Linked DNA regions of Homo sapiens: region 2 is linked to region 1. A link is a contact called in ENCODE Hi-C or POLR2A ChIA-PET data. All regions are on one chromosome and are shown on one strand. Each heading gives the region's core, a stretch centred on a gene start or an enhancer-like site at or near the end of the contact. The rest is flanking DNA. Distances are from core to core; before and after follow the strand shown. Region 1 holds the start of NAT10 (N-acetyltransferase 10). Region 2 overlaps CD44 (CD44 molecule (IN blood group)).

Region 1 (3,959 bases), core at 980-3,479:
CTGTCGCCAGGCTGGAGTGCAATGGCATGATCTCGGCTCACTGCAACCTCTGCTTCCTGGGTTCAAGCAATCCTCCTGCCTCAACCTCCCAGGTAGCTGGGACTACAGGCGCATATGTTGGCCAGGATGGTCTCGATCTCTTGACCTCGCAATCTGCCCACCTCAGCCTCCCAAAGGGCTGGGATTACAGGTGTGAGCCACCATGCTGGGCCAAGCATTTTTAACAACTAAGGATATGGATATAGATGCTTATGACAAGATCATGACAGAATAAAGTATGATAACATTTCTTATGCATACACATAACAGAGGGAAAAATAAAAAAGACTGGAAGGAAATACCAAAGTATAAAGTAGCTACTTCTGGATGGTGGGACTTTTATTTTGTTCTTTTGTTTTTGTGGAATCTTAAAAAATTCACGTGTTACTAATAAAGTCAGGGAAATCAATAACCATCAATGAATAATTCCATGATGTAATGTGTCCAACTGTTTCCTCATTTTAGGGAAAACGATATTGAAGCCTTTGTACAGACAGACCTCAAAAGTTCTCGCCGGGAGTGGTGGTTCATGCCTGTAAGCCCAGCACTTTGGGAGGCCGAGGCGGGTGGATCACCTGAGGTCAGGAATTCAAGAGTATGGCGAAACCCCGTCTCTACTAAAAATACAAAACTTAGCCGGGAGTGGTAGTGGAGCTGCAGGAGAGGCTGAGGCAAGAGAATCACTTGAATCCGGTAGGCGGAAGTTGCAGTGAGCCGAGATGGTGTGCCATTGCACTCCAGCCTAGGCGACAGAGTGAGACTCCGTCTCAAAAAAAAAAAAAAAAAAGTTCTGTGATTACCTACAGTAAAATACTGCATCATCCCAATAAATACATCAAAAAAACCATCAGAAATATCACTGTAAAAGTAACATGCTACTTAGATGTAAAAGTGACATGCTACTTAGAAACTCTGGTACCTACTGCATTATAAACATAAAGCTCATTTACTGAAACTTACCATACCTTAACTGTCCCTTCTAACCTTCCAATCCAAACAGATTTTAGCATATGTCTTACTATAAAACACTAAGTCACTGTCAAGGACCCCAATTTATACGTAAAGGAGAAAGTATAAAGAATTCAAATATCCCGAGGCAGAAAAACGACAGACAGAATTCACACTCAAGTCTTCCTGACTCCAAAGCCTGAGCTCTTCCCAGTTCGCCAATCTTCCCAACTTGTAAACCTTGTGTTGCCGGCCACATAAAGATCCCGCAAAAATCAATCAACAACTAATTAATGGGGGCTGCCTTTTGCTCTAGCTACTGTGGGAGCCCCAGAAGTAGTACCACAAGGCCCTTGACTTCAAGCTTGCATTCTTCTTGAAGAAGGTATTTAAGAGAATGAGATGAGGAACAAGAACACAGGTAAAATTAGATGTAAAAAAAAAAAAAATAGCTATACTGAGGGACCGGTCAGATGAAGGAAGGGCTGAGATTACTATGGGCTGAAGCTGTCATGGAAGGCCTGGATGGGGAAGGCCTTGAAGGAGATGATTATTTTTCGCTCACTCATTCGTCTATCTACACATAACATCTATGTGGCAGGCACCATTTTAGGTGCACTGGCAAACAAAACCAAGTCCTGAATGTGACTGCTGAATAAAGAGTATAAAGGAATGTGCACAGTGAAGGATTTAAGAACGTGGAAGGATCTGGAATCAGATTACCCTAAGTATAATGCCCAGACCTGCAGCCAGGCACTGCGGGCAAGCTCCACGGAAAACAACTGTTGTCACCCACCCATTCACCCCGACTCCCCAGTTACAGGCACTACTTAGAGGTGGTTATCGAGCCACGCAAATCCCCGAGGACGCTCGAGAAGCACGCGCCGAGAGCGGCTGCGTATTGGAGAGGTGATTCTGTTATCTTGGAGCGCCCCAAAAGAGGGGTGGAGGACAAACGGCGTAGGCCAGGTATCCGTCCGGATGCAGAGCCTTCATCCTGAGGCCGGTCCCCTCTCGACCCAGGAAGAACACAGACACCGATCTTGGCATCCATACCCGGCCCTCCCGCGTTGGGTACCTGCGCCCCGAGCCCGGGGGATCCCAGCCAGTGGAGAAGGGGAAGCACGTGGGAGCACGGAACAACTCCGAAAGAGAAGGCACAGCTGACTGCCCCTAGCGTATGCCTGGTGTCCGGGTCACGTAGTAAGCCTGGCTCCGCGGCACGCGTCCCTCTCAGGAACTGGTAGACAGCACGTGCGCAAGCGCATTAAAGTCGCAGAGATGGCGAGCGAGAAGGGACCTTCCTCAAGGCTGTCGCTGAGTAATGACGTAAGCCACCAGAAGCGGAGCTGAGGCCTAGATGTCCACTGCGGTTGCGCATTTTAGTCCCACTGCTCGCGGTAGCTGGGTGTTGGCTGCGGTTTGCCTCTTCACTCTTCATATCCCAGCTAAAGTACCTCGGCTAAGAAGGGCAAAATAGATGTCCGCACCCCAGGGCCTGCCCACGTAGGTCCAGGGTTTTCAGCGTCAGCCTGGTTACGCGAAACGCGACGGATCCAACGATTTGTGTTCAATTTAACCGATCCCCGTTAAGTTGAGGAAACTCGGCCAACAGACCTATTTTATTGGTTTCGCTTGGCCCTCCACCCCCACAGTACTGATCTTACAGATGGGAATCCTGTAATCTACCCATGACTGCGGCCGCTGTACTTTGCAGGCTCCCATTAGGCCTGTATATGGTCGTCAAATGAAATTACTCCCCCTGGGCTTCCAGTGAACTCCAAGAACATGACTACAGGGACAACCTATACATAGTGTTGCATTCTTGACTTTGGGGCAGATCGCTGAACTTCAAAAAACATTATCAACTGCTTGATGTTTCCTCCTGGATACCGCAAATGTCTGAATCCAAACCCCTTCCCCAGATACACTTTTAATGTCATCAGCAGCACTACCCATTTAATCCAACATCCATCATGAAATTTTTTAGTTCATTCAGCAAAATGTGAATATGCCCACGCACTATTCTGCTCACAAGGGATAGTGTCCAAAATGTTCCTGCCCCTCGTGGTTAATTCTAGGTTAAGTTTTAAATGCTATTAAGCAGAAGTATCCAGTGAGTAAAGTGACTAAGGATACTATTTTAGAAACGAACACTGAAGGCCTCTGACGGGGTGACACTGGATGGAACAAGGACCTGAAATTTAGAAAGAATGAGCCCTGAGAATATGAGTGAAAAACTTCCCCGTGCCAAAGATGTACATACAAAAGCTCCAAGATGGGGGAGTCCTGGCAAAGCAGTCAGTGTGGCCAAAGCAGTGGGCAAGTGAAGGACCAGATTTAGAATTTAATTCTAGTCATGATGAGAAACCACTGGAGTTTGTGGGGGACAGGGAAATGAGAAAATCTGCTTTGCCCTCTTAAAAGGCTTCCTGTTATGCAAAAACTAAATCACAGGAAGGCAAAAGTAGAAAAAGGAGAACAATTATAAGCTATTGTAGTCACCTGTGCTAGGATGGTAGTTGTGGTAGTAGTTAGAAGTATAAGATAACTCTGGATATTCAAGTTAGAACCACGTGGACTCACTTAAGGATTAGATGCAGGTTATAAAAGTACATTGAAGATGGCACCCAAAACATTTGCTCTGAGCAACTGGATGAATGAACAACTGGTGTTGGGTAATCAAGGAGTTGACTTGGAATATTGAGAAATTCATATCAAGATGTTGAATATGAGTTTTGAGAGGTTTGGGGCCTAGAAATATTCAGGACTAAAATGCTGATCATATTCAAAATCATGGGATTGGATCAGATCACCCAGGGAAGAACACAGCTAGAGATGAAGTCTGACATCCAAGACCTGGAGAAATCAGCAAAGGATACTGAGTAGTGACCAGTGAGATAGGGAATCCATAGAATCCATTCACTACCACCACCCCATCCGCACCTTAAGTTGGAATCCATTTCTCACAT
Region 2 (3,589 bases), core at 928-3,427, 1.1 Mb before region 1:
CCATCACAGGGCCATTTCTGAGGCCAGATCTCCTAGGGAACATGGCAAACACAGTACATTCCATATGAAGACCACCCAAAGACAACCTACAGTCATACTATGCCCAAAGAGAGGGCACTGTCAGTTCTCCAGACCAGACGTCTCCAGATTCTGCAAAATGAGTTAATTTGTTTTCTAACTTGAGCCACCCAGGTGTGCCTGATCCCTATTTGTCATCTCCTCAGGAGGGATGAGGCAGAATTAGATTTTTGGTTCCAGATTAAGCTATATGTAAGGAGAAGTTGCTTTATCATGAAGATGAGAATAAAGCCAGTTCCTGCTACTCAATGGTGTTCTAATTCCTGCAGCTCCTGGTCCATAACCACAGTGAGCACTCACTGAGTGCCTAGTCTGGGTTCAAGGTATTCAGCACTTTACACCTAATATTTCACTTAATTTTCCTAACAATCCTGTGTGGCAGGCATTTTTATTATCCCCATTTTACACAAGAGGTAACTGATTCATTGAGAAGATGTAAGTAACTTGTGCTAGTCACTGGGGGACCTGGGTTTCAGACTGGGCAATCTGGCTGATCATTTTCCAGTGTTAAATTCCAACTTATGCACAGGTCAGACACTGAAATGACAGGAAGCCCACTTACCCTTCATGTGATTTTTTAATAAAGTGTGGAGAGGTGATCATGAAAAGAGAGCCCTAGAGAGAAGAATTTGAGCTTATTGAATATTATTTTAAGATCAGAAGTCCCTTGATTCTGGACCACAAGATAGGGGCCTTTACCAAGGCCTGGTAAGGCTTCAGTGGAACAAACTTCACTAATGGAATTTTCACTCTCTCTCCAGAGAGGAGATTCTGAAGTCTTGACCTTGACTGGCTTTCCCCAGCAGTGGGCTGACTGCTTCTCTCTGATTCTGCCTGTTGGTCTTCCCATCATACTCTTGGGAATTTAGAAAGCCCAAACCTAGTCGTAGCCCCCAGGCCTCCTGCCCTTTACAGCCTGAATGCTCTCTCTACAATTAGGCAGGGCTCTTAGGAGAGGACTCCAGGACTTGGGGTTGGCCCAGGGTTGGGTCACCAAGGACACAGGCTGTCCTTGTGACATTACGAGATGTCTGCAGCCAAACCCAAAAATCTAGACTGACCAAGCTAAGGCTCCAGGTTGATGTAGCTGGAACATAGCTCTCTGGGTGGACTGCACCCAAAGTGATTGAGCTCCTGGGAGTCAACCACACACAAACCACTTGGGCAGCCAGAAGCACTGGTAAGCTCTCCAAATTTTTTATTTTTACAGTGTTTATCATTAAAAAGCCAGGATTCTATTTCTGTCCTCTGATTTGCTGAGCTCATGTCCAAAACAGATTGCACAACTAATAAATCTTACTGAGCTGGTTCTGATCAGAAGTAGGAAGGGAAAAGGACAAGGTTTTGTTGTTTTAAAGCATTATTGTTAATTGGATTATCTATTTTTAAAGCCAGGAGGCACAATGGGAAGCTTCTAACCAATTTCTCTTGTGACACAGGAGAAAATAAAATCAAGGATAGCCGAGTATGGTCCTCCAGCAAGTTAAAAAACAAAACAAAACAAACAAAAAACAAAAACAAAAACACACACACACACACACAAAACTCAGTGGTTCATAATTGCAGATTTCTGACTCCTACACCAGTGCTGTTGCTACTGATCTATCTTTCATAAGAGGTCTGAGCAAGCTGCTCTCAAAAAAGCCACAACTCACTGTCTTAATAGGACACGAAGAAGTCATTTTCTTCTTCATTTGTTCGAAGGCTTCAAAGCCCAGAAGTTTTCATCTGGGAGTCTTTCTAGCTATTGTGCCCTCTGCTGCCCCCCAGGCCTGCCAGTCTAGAAGGCTGGCACATCACTCGCCCCCATCTCCTGATGCCCATGTGATGGGCTCCTGGTGAAAGGGTGTATTGTTTAGCATCCACTTCTGAATGAGGCCAGAATCACACTTGGTGGCCGAATCGCCTTTGGCTGCCCAGTGCAGACCATGAGTCTTGAGTGACTCAGTCTCTCCCGGAATTGCCCTGGAGGCAGATGAGGGTTTAATGAGCAGAGAAAACAGTCATGCACAATCATACCCAGAGAATTTCCTCCAGAATGTGCCCTGGGTTGCTTTCAACTGAGCTATTCATCACTTGGCACTTAGAAATGCAAGGCACCCCAACGTCTTGGCGCCTGGCTGGACCCCCTGATTTCTCTGCCTTTTTTCCGTGGAGCCTGGAGCCTGTCATGGCAGTCAACGCTGAACCAACATGGAGGGGCCTGTCACATTGGAGAAGAATCCCAAGGGTTCTCCTAGCTGTTACCCTGGCCCTTCAGCCAAGGCCACCAAATGATCAACCCAATGCACAGCCTAGAAAGCTCTTGGGTTGTTTTGAGAGTTTGGAGAACAGTACTGTCCCTGTCTCCTAATGGGATGATGGGGACTTGGAGGTGAGGGTATGGAGAACTGTTTAACCCCCCACTCCTGGTCCTGGATCCAACAGAGTCTTTCTGGCAAAAGAAAGTATATGTCCCAGAACTGTTGCTTCACTGCACCAGAATTCTGTAACACCAAGTAGTCTTTGACGAGTGCGTCTTCAGGCAGAGAAACCACAGTACCCACCCCTGTGTGTTGCCATGGTGATCAGGAAATCCTCTGGCCTCACGATCTTTGTTTTCTGCTTTTTCGGATCTTATTGATTTAGCAGATTGACTAGCACAAACCCAGGATGTGGTAAATGAAATGAAAAAAGCATCTTGGGGCCCAAATAGGGTTTTTCCTCTTGCAAGTAGAAAATAAGGTTGGGCCACTTGGTTTTGTCATTGTATTTTTTTTTCTGGGTAGTTACAATGACTGATACATCACCTAATCAATATACAGTTTCTGCTAATGTCTATAGCTGGCATTTTGTGGAACTGCTTAGCTTTAGTTTGAGGGAAGACTTTCGTAACAGTTGAGGTAGGATGAGAAACTGTTACTCATAGGTAATATCTATATTTCAGGGCTGATTCATGGGTTGCTGACATGCTGAGATAAGCCGGGGGCCCCCATCTGGGAGTGGGATGCACTGGTTCTAGCCTAAACTCTGTTAATTATAAGCTAATTATGTGACCTTGAATAACTCCCTGTAGCTCCCCCAGGCACACCTTGCCTTCCTGCCACCCAAGATGAAATAAAAAGTTATGAAATTTTGGAGCTTGGGGGATAAAAGTGAGAAGGTTGATGTGCATACCTGGGACAGTATTAAAATCTCAAAAAGCTTCTCAGAAACCTCATATGAATTAAGACACATTGGGGCTCCACCCTCAGCAGAACCGAATGGATTAAAGTACATCAGGCTTTGCTATTCTTGCCACGTAGCAGTTTCCTTCACCAATTATAAAGCACTTTCACACCCAAAAGCAGCCTGTGAGGCCCAGAGGGTAGGTACTACAGACCCATTTAAAAGGTGAAGAAACTAATGGACATAAGTTTCACAGACTCAAAGTCTTACGGAGAGTTTGGTAAACCCAGATCTCAACTCAGATTTTCCAGTTCTGCTAATTTTCCCCATTCCCCTCTGGTGCTGCCTTTTCAACTTGGGTTGT

Evidence for each region. Hi-C counts contacts between places; a loop is a spot of excess contacts on that map. ChIA-PET counts read pairs that join two places held with the same protein, here RNA polymerase II (POLR2A). Pooled maps may share reads with other maps.
Region 2: a map of CD4-positive, alpha-beta T cell shows a loop between it and region 1 (4-fold over the local background). The contact joins the enhancer-like site here to the promoter of NAT10 in region 1. A Hi-C loop is called at or near these places in 2 of 168 maps with a recorded cell type or tissue (CD4-positive, alpha-beta T cell and naive thymus-derived CD4-positive, alpha-beta T cell) and 6 of 50 pooled maps. POLR2A ChIA-PET finds 5 or more read pairs at or near these places in 1 of 52 experiments (Panc1).

The regions. Positions count from the first base shown.
Region 1 is chr11:34,103,899-34,107,857 of GRCh38, reverse strand. It overlaps NAT10 (N-acetyltransferase 10), which reads right to left and starts at 2,229. Exons shown (of 29, transcript NM_024662.3): 1 at 2,066-2,229. RefSeq lists an enhancer at 2,017-2,476.
Region 2 is chr11:35,165,284-35,168,872 of GRCh38, reverse strand. All of the region lies in intron 1 of CD44 (CD44 molecule (IN blood group)), which reads right to left. Among named protein-coding and RNA genes, the nearest start is that of SNORD164, 4.1 kb to the right of the region's middle. RefSeq lists an enhancer at 2,785-2,844 and a silencer at 3,265-3,314. Within about 2 kb of position 2,177, at least 31 of the 41 ENCODE cell types and tissues checked have a DNase peak (open chromatin) inside an H3K27ac peak, as active enhancers do; they include CD4-positive, alpha-beta T cell and Panc1, where a contact is called at or near this core.